Regions from separate parts of the Homo sapiens genome. Here region 2 is linked to region 1. A link is an interaction called in ENCODE POLR2A ChIA-PET data of the cell type or tissue named here. Cell type or tissue: PC-9. All regions are shown on one strand. Links, peaks and the distances in the headings refer to the core of each region. The heading gives the core; the rest is flanking DNA. Region 1 overlaps SPTLC2 (serine palmitoyltransferase long chain base subunit 2). Region 2 overlaps SNW1 (SNW domain containing 1).

Evidence for each region. Peaks named below come from ENCODE experiments on the same cell type or tissue, not always from the same donor. Only the 100,000 strongest peaks of a DNase experiment are listed, where the experiment ranks them.
Region 2: POLR2A ChIA-PET joins it to region 1 with 9 read pairs; 2 of 35 experiments call an interaction of 5 or more read pairs at or near these places.

Annotation. Positions count from the first base shown.
Region 1 is chr14:77,588,273-77,593,653 of GRCh38, forward strand. All of the region lies in intron 2 of SPTLC2 (serine palmitoyltransferase long chain base subunit 2), which reads right to left. Among named protein-coding and RNA genes, the nearest start is that of SPTLC2, 26 kb to the right of the region's middle. In PC-9, for the core only: no CTCF peak of the experiment used is centred there; a DNase peak (open chromatin) is centred at 2,689; H3K4me3 peaks cover 731 bases; H3K27ac peaks cover 2,904 bases.
Region 2 is chr14:77,752,739-77,758,119 of GRCh38, forward strand. It overlaps SNW1 (SNW domain containing 1), which reads right to left. Exons shown (of 14, transcript NM_012245.3): 2 at 2,229-2,382. Among named protein-coding and RNA genes, the nearest start is that of SLIRP-OT1, 5.3 kb to the right of the region's middle. In PC-9, for the core only: no CTCF peak of the experiment used is centred there; no DNase peak of the experiment used is centred there.

The DNA of each region.
Region 1 (5,381 bases), core at 248-5,247:
TTATGAGATAGATTTAGAAGTAACTGAAACATGACAAAGTTGTTTCAAAACTTAAATTAAGAATTTTTAAATCCCAAATAATTCCCACCTGAGGAAGTGTTGAAAATGGAGTCATCACACAGTTAAAATTCATTATAGTTGGACGCAGTGGTGGATGCCTATAATCCCAGGATTTTGGGAGGCCAAGGCAGGTGGATCGCTTGAGCTCAGGAGTTCAAGATCAACCTGGGCAACAAGGCGAAACCCTGTCTCTACAAAAAAAAAAAAACAAAAATTAGCCAGTTGTGGTAGCGTGCGCCTCTAGTCCCAGCTACTCAAGAAGCTGAGGTGGGAGAATCACTGGAGCGTGGGAGGCAAAGGTTGCAGCGAGCTGAGATTGTGCCACTGCACTCAACCCTGGGCAACAGAGCAAGATCCTGTCTCTGAAAAGAAAAAAAAAAAATCTGGCCCAGGCACAGTGGCTCATGCCTATAATCCCAGCACTTTAGGAGGCTGAGGCAGGCGGATCACTTAAGCCCAGAAGTTCAAGATCAGCCTGGGGGCAAAACCCAGTCTCTACAACAAAACACAAAAATTAGCAGGGCATGGTGGTACGTGCCTGTAGTTCCAGCAACTCCGGAGGCTGAGGTGGGAGGATCACCTGAGCACAGGGAGGTCGAGGCTGCAGTGAGCTGAGATTGTGCCACTGCACTTCAGCCTGGGTGACAGAGTAAGACCTTGTCTCAAAAAAAAAAAAAAAAAAAAAAAAAAAAAAAAACACACAAAGAAAGAAAAGAAAAAGGGAAAAGGAAAGCATTATAAATTCTAAAAGTATTTTATAAACCAATAATTCTGTTTTTATCTCTACTTAATGAAGAAAAGTAGGTGAAATACTCAATGAAAGGTTTTCAGACTACAACTTTTAAACCTTTCAACCATGGTTAATTAACGACTTTCCTTACTGTTCATATAGGTCATACCACCGTCTGTCCTTTCCTGTTTTTAATGTTAAAAACAGGAAGCCACTTCCTTGCTGTTTCTATGCTGTCCATGAAAGCGCAGAATGAGATTTCAAGATAAAAAAACACTGGTTTTTCCTACATCTAAAACAGTCATTTGTATGTTTGTGTGTGCATGTGTGTACGTACACACCTACCTCGACTACAAATACTTCAAAATACTTTACATTGTTACTGTTACCACCACTCACAATACCATTCATATCTTAAACTTTTTTTTTTTTTTTTAGAGATAATGGCCAGGCACGGTGGCTCATGCCTGTAATCCCAGTACTTTGGGAGGTCGAGGTGGGCAGATTACCTAAGGTTAGGAGTTCAAGACCAGCCTGGCCAACATGGTGAAACCCTGTCTCTACTAAAAATACAAAAATTAGCCAGGTGTTATGGCAGATGCCTGTAATCCCAGCTACTTGGGAGACTGAGGCAGAAGAATCGCTTAAGCCCGGGAGGCAGAGGTTGCAGTAAGCCAAGATTGCGCCATTGCACTCCATCCTGGGCGACAGAGCGAGAGTCCGTCTCCACACACACACACACACACACACACACAAATACAAAAAATTAGCTGGGCGTGGTGGTGCACGCCTGCAGTCCCAGCTACTCAGGAGGCTGAGGCATGAGAATCACTTGAACCCAGAAGGCAGAGACTGCAGTGAGCTGAGATCATGCGATTGCACTCCAGCCTGGATGATAGAGCAAGACCCTGTCTCAAAAAAAAAAAAAAAAAAGACAAGGTTTCACTCTGTCACCCAGGCTAGAGTGCAGTGGCTCAATCACAGCTCACAGCAGCCTTGAACTCCTAGGTACAAGTGATCCTCCCACCTCAGTCTCCCAAGTAGCTAAGACTATGGGTGTAGGCCACCACACCCAGCTAATTTTTTAATTTTCTTGTTGAGACAGGGTCTTGTTACATTGCTCAGGTTGGTCTCAAACTCCTGCGCTCAAGCTATCTTCCCACCTCAGCCTCCCAAAGTGCTTGAAATTACAGGTGTGAGCTAACACGCCTGGCCTCTGGCCTTGTATCTTAAACATTTACCGAGCGTCTAATATGTGCCAAGCACTCTATAGTACAGAGTAGTAAACAAAAAGGTAATAATCCTTGCCCTCTTGGAATTTGTATTCTGGTGGAAGAGATAAACATATAAAATACAAAGTTTGCTAGTCCAGGCTCAGTGGCTCACGCCTGTAATCCCAGCACTTTGGGAGGCCGAGGTGGGCAGATAGATAAACATGAGCCCAGGAGTTCAAGACCAGCCTGGCCAACATGGCAAAGCCCTGTCTCTACTAAAAACACAAAAATTAGGTGTGGTTGCACATGCCTGTAGTCCCAGCCACTCTGGAGGCTGAGGCAGGAGAATTGCTTGAACCTGGGAGACAGAAGTTGCAGTAAGCCGAGATCGCGCCATTGCACTCCAGCCTGGGCAACAGAGCAAGACACTGTCTCAAGAAAATAAAAATAAATAAAAATAAAAATAAATAAAGTATGTTAGACAGTGACAAATACCAACAGAAACAAAAGCAAAAAGGAAAGGGGGAGACATGCTGCAAATTAGCTGGGGTGCCCTGGGTAGAACAGAGGATAAAATGGAAGTGAGGGAACTAGCCATGGGACTATTTGAAGGAAAAGCTTTCCTGGCATGAAAAACAGGGAAAACAGGTAACAGGGAAACTCTTGCAAACCTAACACTGGCACTAGTCCAAACGGATACAGAGGTAAACCTACTGCCACTAGTCCAAACAGATACAGTGGTAAACCTACTACACAAAGCTTCTTTGAAAGGTTTATTTTGAGTATAGTTTTTTACCAGTGAGAAATCCCTATAGTAAGTAGAGATGACTGCTCCATATGATGAAATATTATTCAGCAATAGGAAGCAATGAAGTACCGATACATGCTACAACATGAACTTCAAATACATTACGCCAAGTGAAAGGAGCCAGACACAGAAGAACATACACTGTATGATCCCATTTACATGAAACATCCATTTATATGAAAAGTCCCGAATAGTAAATCTACAGAGACAGAAAGTAGATTAGTGGCTGCCGAGGGTGGGGAGGGTGGATGAGGAAGGAGTGACTGCTAATGGTTCATGGTTTCTTTTTCAGAAGAGAAAAACATTACAAAATTAAATTGTGGTGCTGGCTGCACAACTCTGTAGATATACTAAAAACCATTGTATCGTACACTTTAAATAGGTAACCTTTATGATATGTCAATTATTTAAAAAGACTACTGCTGTCCTGTGCCCAGCAACTAACACAAAACAATGAAATACAGTGCTCTTTATTTTTTATTCTTCTTATTTTTTTTAGACAATCTCGCTCCATTGTCCAGGGTGGAGTGCAGTGGTGCAATCTTAGCTCACTGCAACTTCCACCTCCCAGGTTCAGATGATTCTGGGGGAGCTAAGTAGTGCTCTTCTGTATGTATGTATGTATGTATGTATGTATGTATGTATGTATTTATTTTTAGACGGAGTTTCTCTCTTGTTGCCCAGGCTGGAGTGCAATGGTGTGATCTTGGCTCACTGCAACCTCCACCTCTCTGGTTCAAGTGATTCTCGTGCCTCAGCCTCCCAAGTAGCAGGGATTACAGGCATGTGCCACCACGCCCCAGATAATTCTTGTATTTTTAGTAGAGACCGGGTTTCACCATGTTGGTCAGGCTGGTCTCAACTCCTGACTTCAGGTGATCCGCCCGCCTTGGCCTCCCAAAGTGCTAGGATTATAGACGTGAGCCGCCGTGCCCAGCCAGTTGTGTTCTTTTTAAATGTAGAATCATACACAGAATTAAAGAAGACAAACCAAACAATCAATCCCCTAGCTTAATGCACCAAAATGACAGGTACCAGAATATTCTTAGTACGCTACTTTTTTTTTTTTATTTTGAGACAGTCTCTATTGCCCAGGCTGGAGTGCTGTGACAAGATCTCAGCTTACTGCAACTTCCGCCTCCCAGGTTCAAGCCATTCTCCTGCCTCAGCCTCCCAAGTAGCTGGGATTACAGGTGCCCACCACCACGCCTGGCTAATTTTTGTATTTTTAGTAGAGATGGGGTTTCATCACGTTGGCCAGGCTGGTCTTGAACTCCTGACCTCAGGTGATCCACCCACCTCGGCCTCCCAAAGTGCTGGGATTATAGGTGTGAGCCATCGCACCCGGCTGTACGCTACTTTTTGAAGGAGGCCAAGAATAAAATCCCTCTGGGAATTCCTAGTAATGTATTTGAATTTCTTTCTTTCTTTTGTATCTTGAAAATAAGCCTATTGGGATATAAACATATAATGTCCCTTCGCCGTATCCTATCCCTCCCATTTTTAATCTACTTATTTTTTGTAACTTTTATTTTAGGTTCAGGGGTACGTGTGCAGGTTGTGCAGGTAAACTCGCATCACAATGGCTTGTTGTACAGATTATTTTGTCACCCAGGTACTAAGCCTAGCACCCAATGGGTTATTTTTTCTAATCCTCTCCCTCTTCCTACCCACCACAAGTGTCATTTTCCTCTTTGTATCCATATGTTCTCATCATTTAGCTCCCACTTATAAGTGAGAACAGGCTAGGCACGGTGGCTCACTCCTGTAATCCCAGCACTTTGGGAGGCCAAGGCAGGCTGAGGTCAGGAGTTTGAGACCAGGCTGGCCAACATGGTGAAACCTTGTATCTACTAAAAATACAAAAAATTAGCTGGGCGTGGTGGTGCATGACTGTAATTCCAGCTACTTGGGAGGCTGAGGCAAGAGAATCACTTGAACCGTGGAGGCGGAGATTGCAGTGAGCCGAGATCACGCCACTGTACTCCAGCCTGGGCGACAGAGTGAGACTCCATCTCAAAAAAAAAAAAAATTAAAAAAATTAAAAAATAAGTGAGAATGTGGTATTTGGTCCTCCCGTTTTTAAATATCTGATCATGAACAAGCTGTGGAGGCAAAATGTTAGTTTAAAATTTTGTCAGTGTGTGGTAACTACCTACCATAATTTACTCCTTACGTTCCTAGCTATTTCCTATCTAAATATTAGAATATTTTTTTCTGAATTAAATTTTTTCATTTTGTAGAGATGAGGTTTCATTATGTTGTGTCAGCTGGTCTCAAACTCCTGGCCTTGAGTGATCCTCCTGCCTCAGCCTAGAACATCTTTATTAATTCAAGCTTTTGCTGTATCTGTCACGTACGTGTTTCTGAACTACTAGCTTCACCTCACATCACAAAGAAATAATCCATAGATTGAGAAAAACAACATTCTCATCCAAAACACCACGAATAACAGAGGATTAAGGGGTAAAGAATTCCAAGAATTTTATGCAATGTATATAAAATAGAACAAACTCATGGTAACTCATCTTTATTGGTATGATCATGTGATTTAGTTGTATTCAAAGCA
Region 2 (5,381 bases), core at 159-5,158, 160 kb after region 1:
GGGGGTTTGATGGAAAAAAAAGAAAATATTCACTTTTACAAGACCTCTTTAAGTAATACTCCGTTAGATCTAAGATATATGAGTTCCTAAGTACAATATGCTTATTTGCTAAAGAGATGTTTGAAGTTTTTGAAAACCAAGAGAATAAAGCTGAGAGACATTTTCTTGTAAATGAGAAAGAGTTAAAGCATTCCTAAGATAAGTGCTTCCCGTACCCAAGCCATCAATCTGACACATGCTTGGATTTGCTAGAGTTTTTCAACTATAATAAGTACTTCAGAACTGTAGCTGTAGCATTATGTGGTCATTAAGCTTGCCAGAAAATCATAGCTTTTATTTTGAAAACTAGAACAAAATGCCTTCTTCCACAGAACATTCACTCCCCTCAAGCAGCATCCATAGCATTTCCAGATTAGCTAGCCATTTCAACTTGATTTTCAAATAAGTTGTTCTGTTTCACCAGGATATATGAAACCACTGATAGCCAAGTAAGAATCTAAAAATCTAATAGCAACCAAGTATCGTAATGCTGAAATGCATGGATGAGATTTACATTCTATGTAAGATGATGCCTGTCACCCTCATTGTGCAATGTACTGACAGACCAAACAATATTTATAATGCCTCAACAGAGACACTCAACTGCTCTATTAGATGATGCCAATCACTACTTTTTTGCCCCAGGTAAGACTCCTTGATAATCTTTCATCTTCCTCTGCCTCCCATAAATAACACTATCAGAGAGAACAAAAGCAACAAAAATCCCTTAATAATTGCAATATGACTGGCCTTCACACACCAGCATTCATAAGGACCAGAGGAAAGCTGACAAAAAAGCAACAAAAAGACCTACATGTGGGTTTTTTGGAATACATAGGACAAGATATGATCTAGTTGGGTGTTCCTCTTATAAACTCTAATAAAGAGTGTGGGGCAGGCGCGGTGGCTCACACCTGTAATCCCAGCACTTTAGGAGGCCGAGGCAGGTGGATCACCTGAAGTCAGGAGTTCAAGACCAGCCTAGCAAACATGGTGAAACCCTGTCTGTACTAAAAATACAAAAAATTAGCTGGATGTGGTGGCACGTGCCTGTAATCCTGGCTACTTGGGAGGCTGAGGCAGGAGAATCGCTTGAACCCAGGAGGCGAAGGCTGCAGTGAGCCAAGATCGCACCACTGCACTCCAGCCTGGGAAACGGAGCGAGATTCCATCCCAAAAATAAAAAAAATAAAAATTAATTAATTAATGTAAAGGATCCTGAGTAATTAGAATAGGTGCTGCCAAGGAAGCTTGTTCTTTTTATTTTTATTTTTTATTTTTTTTGAGATGGAGTTTTGCTGTTGTTGCCCAGGCTGGAGTGCAATGGTGCGATCTTGGCTCACCACAACCTCTGCCTCCCAGGTTCAAGCAATTCTCCCGCCTCAGCCTCCGGAGTAGCTGGGATTACAGGCATGCGCCACCACACCTGGCTAATTTTGTATTTTTAGTAGAGACAGGGTTGCTCCATGTTGGTCAGGCTGGTCTCGAACTCCTGGCCTCAGGTGATCTGCCCGCCTTGGCCTCCCAAAGTGCTGGGATTACAGGTGTGAGCCACTGCGCCCGACCGGAAGCTTGTTATTTGGCAACAAGCTAGAGATAGAAAGAGCTATTCCAGATGGTTCCTTCTCCCTCATTGCCTTCAAATCAACCAAATTTTGTCTTATACCCGCAAAAATATATTTAATCTATATATCAGATATATATTAACATTCTCAAATTAAAGGTAAGAAAACAGGTGAAGAGAAAGAAATCAGCAAAGGAAGTGCTACTGGAGTTTTCCCTGAAGGAAAGTTGTCTCTTCAGGGTTATGTGGTATTATCGGAGGGGAGGAGGAGGAGGAGGAGCCCAAATATGAAAACCACTTTCATCTCTCTTATCTTTTACTTTCCCATTATTTTCCGTAATTCCTGAATTTATAAAATATTAGTTTTCTTGTAAATATTTAATAGTTTGATATAGGAATAGACAAATGGTACAGTTCTCTAGTGACCACAAAGCAGTGATAGATAATAAGCAAAAAGAAAATGATACATCTTCTGAGGGAAATATACATCTTGAGAGCACATAACCAGAATTTCTATCACACTGACATTCATAATCAGAGGTTCTAACATTTAAATTTATGTTATAGTGTGCTATAATAAATTTCAGCACAATTTAACAAATCTAAACTTAAGATCTATATGTACCTCTAATAACCGAGGTATCCAGCCTTTCCGGTATCCGTACGGGGGAGGTTCTCTTCGGGAGGAGACCAGTGAGGTCTGCCGTGATCTCTGGGATCTTGCCTTTTCTTCAGCCTCAAGCTGGTCCTGAGATAGCTGAGTAGGTGCAGGTAAAAAGCTATAAGCAAAGATAATAAAAGTCAGAAATTTAAAAAACTCTTATGTTTAATTTGACCACTGCAACTTGGCCACAGAGACAATTTTTCCTACGATGCTTTTACTTTTCAGAAAAAGAGCAGATTTTTCAATGATTTATGGTAGTACTCAATACTAGCCATTTTATAATATGTGGAAGACAGAAGTACTCAAAGATACACAGTAAAAACATCTGACTAGGACAACAGCAAATGATGTCCAGAATAAAAAATTAACAGATATTTCACATAACAGACAAACTCTTAAGCGTTTATGCTTCCATATTTCCTTTTTTTTTTGAGAAAGAGTCTCACTCTGTTGCCCAGGCTGGAGTACAGTGGTGTCATCTCCACTCACTGCAACCTCTGCCTCCTGGGTTCAAGTGATTTTCCTCCCTCAGCCTCCCAAGTAGCTGGGATTACAAGCATGCGCCACCACACCAGGCTAATTTTTGCAATTTTAGTAGAGATGGGGTTTCACCATGTTGGCCAGGCTGGTCTTGAACTTGACCTCAAGTGATCCGCTGACCTTGGCCTCCCAAAGTGCTGGAATTACAGACGTGTGCCACCACACCTGGCCATGCTTCCGTATTTCCATATTTCTTTCCTTTTTTTTTTTTGAGACAGAGTCTCTCTGTGTCACCTAGGCTAGAGTGCAGTGGCACCATCTCAGCTCACTGCAGCCTCCACCTCCTGGGTTCAAGTGATTTTCCTGCCTCACCCTCCCAAGTAGCTGGGATTACAGATGTGCAGCACCACGCCCACCTAATTTTTGTATTTTTAGTAGAGACAGGGTTTCGCCATGTTGGCCAGGCTGGTCTCGAACTCCCGACCGCAGGTGATGTGCCCGCCCCGGCCTCCCAAAGTGCTAGGATTACAGGTGTGAACCACCACGCCCAGCCTGTTTCCATATTTCTTATAACAAACAAGTAAACATTCCTAATACTTCAGGGATAAACTGTCCAGTATATACTTGCTATTCTTATACTCCTTTTTTTTTTTGAGACAGAGTCTCGTTCTGTCGCCCAGCCTTGAGTGCAGTGGTGCAACCTCGGCTCACTGAAACCTCTGTCGCCTGGATTCGTGTGATTCTCATGCCTCAGCCTCCCGAGTAGCTGGGATTACAGGTGCATGCCACCACATCCCTATTTTTTGTATTTTTAGTAGAGACTGGTTTTTGCCATGTTGGCCCATGTTGGTCAGGCTGGTCTCGAACTCCTGACCTCAAGTGATCCATCAGCCTCCATCTCCCAAAGTACTGGGATTACTGGCATGAGCCACCACGCCTGGCTACTCCTTGTTTTTAACATTTTTACCATTATGCTCCTTACTTTAAACTACTTCAGTGTAAATACAAAAGAACTAGGATTAAAACTGAATGTAAAAAAGAGGTGGATAAAATAAACACAAGTTGCATATTTAAGTGTCAAGGGTATCTACAATGAAATTTAAAACTTAGAGGCCAGGCCAGCCATGGTGGCTCACACCTGTAATCCCAGCACTTTGGGAGGCCGAGGTGGGTGGATCACTTGAGGTCAGGAGATCAAGACCGGCCTGATCAACATGGTGAAACCCTGTCTCTACTAAAAATACAAAATTAGCCAGGCGTGCTGGTGTGCGCCTGTAATCCCACTCGGGAGGCTGAGGCAGGAGAATCACTTGAATCCGGTAGGTGGAGGGTACAGTGAGCCAAGATTGCACCATTGCACTCCAGCCTAGGCAACAACAGCAAAACTCCATCTCAAACAAACAAACAACAACAAAAAAACCCTTAGAGGCCAAAGAATCAAAGCAGAAGCCCTGAAGATGCAGCTTATTCTTTAGTCAAGGTAACCTTTCTACTAAATGGTTCTTAACAACTTTTAAGTATTAAAGTATTACAGTGATACTCCAAAGTATTACAAAAGGATCCTGATGGATGAATATGGAGAAAATAACCTTAGTTCCTTTGTGATTCTTGGATAGTAAGCATACCTAAGTAGCAGAGCTTATTAATTATTCAAAAATATTTATTATTTGGGTACAAGCACTATGCTAGGCATGAGACTATAAATGGAGAAAGACAGCTTAGTCTTGCAGACAGAGACCAAAAAAAAAAAAATCACACAAATCTATAATTACACATTATGTTAAGTTATGATGGAAAAATATAGATGCTATGACAGTCTACATGAGAGGGATCTAATCCAGTCTGGGGAGGTAAGTGATGGCTAGGCTCAGAATTCAGATCCGACCTATGCCACTTACTAACCTGGATAAGCTACTTACCTCTCTGAATCTGTTTTCTCATCTGTAATAATAGTTCATAAGAGTATCTACTTCATAAGGTTCTTATAAGTATTAAATGAGAGAAATCCATGAACCAGTTGGTATAGTATCTAGACACTTTCAATACAGGTTCTGTATGTTTGATTATTTCAGGGCTGTTCCATGACTCCTCCAGTTTGGGTTAACTGCCTGTCTCTATGCTCCCCCAAAACGCTCTACATACCACTACTACAACATTACCTTACTGTATTGCAATCATCTACTCATTTAACTATTCTGTTTTCATGAGACTGTGAGCAGCTCTGCAGGAATCACGCCTTATGCTTCTTTCATCCCTAATGCTCCAAGACTTCTAGCTCACAGCTCGAGCTCCTTAAATGTTGTAGGAGAAATAAATACACTCTTCCCCAGCACTCACCATCTTTATTTCACTACAGCCTTCTTATCTTTTCTTAAACAAGCCATCTCAGGATCTTTACATTGGCTATTCCTTCTGCCATCAAATCAATCTAATCATCTATCTATCTATCTATCTATCTATCTATCTATCGCAATCAATCAATCACAATTTTTCTCTATTGCAATCAATCAATCACAATTTTTCTCTATCTATCTATCTATTGCAATCAATCACAATTTTTCCGGCTGGGCGAGGTGGCTCACACCTGTAATTCCAACACTTTGGGAGGCCAAGGCAGGTGGATTACTTGAGGCC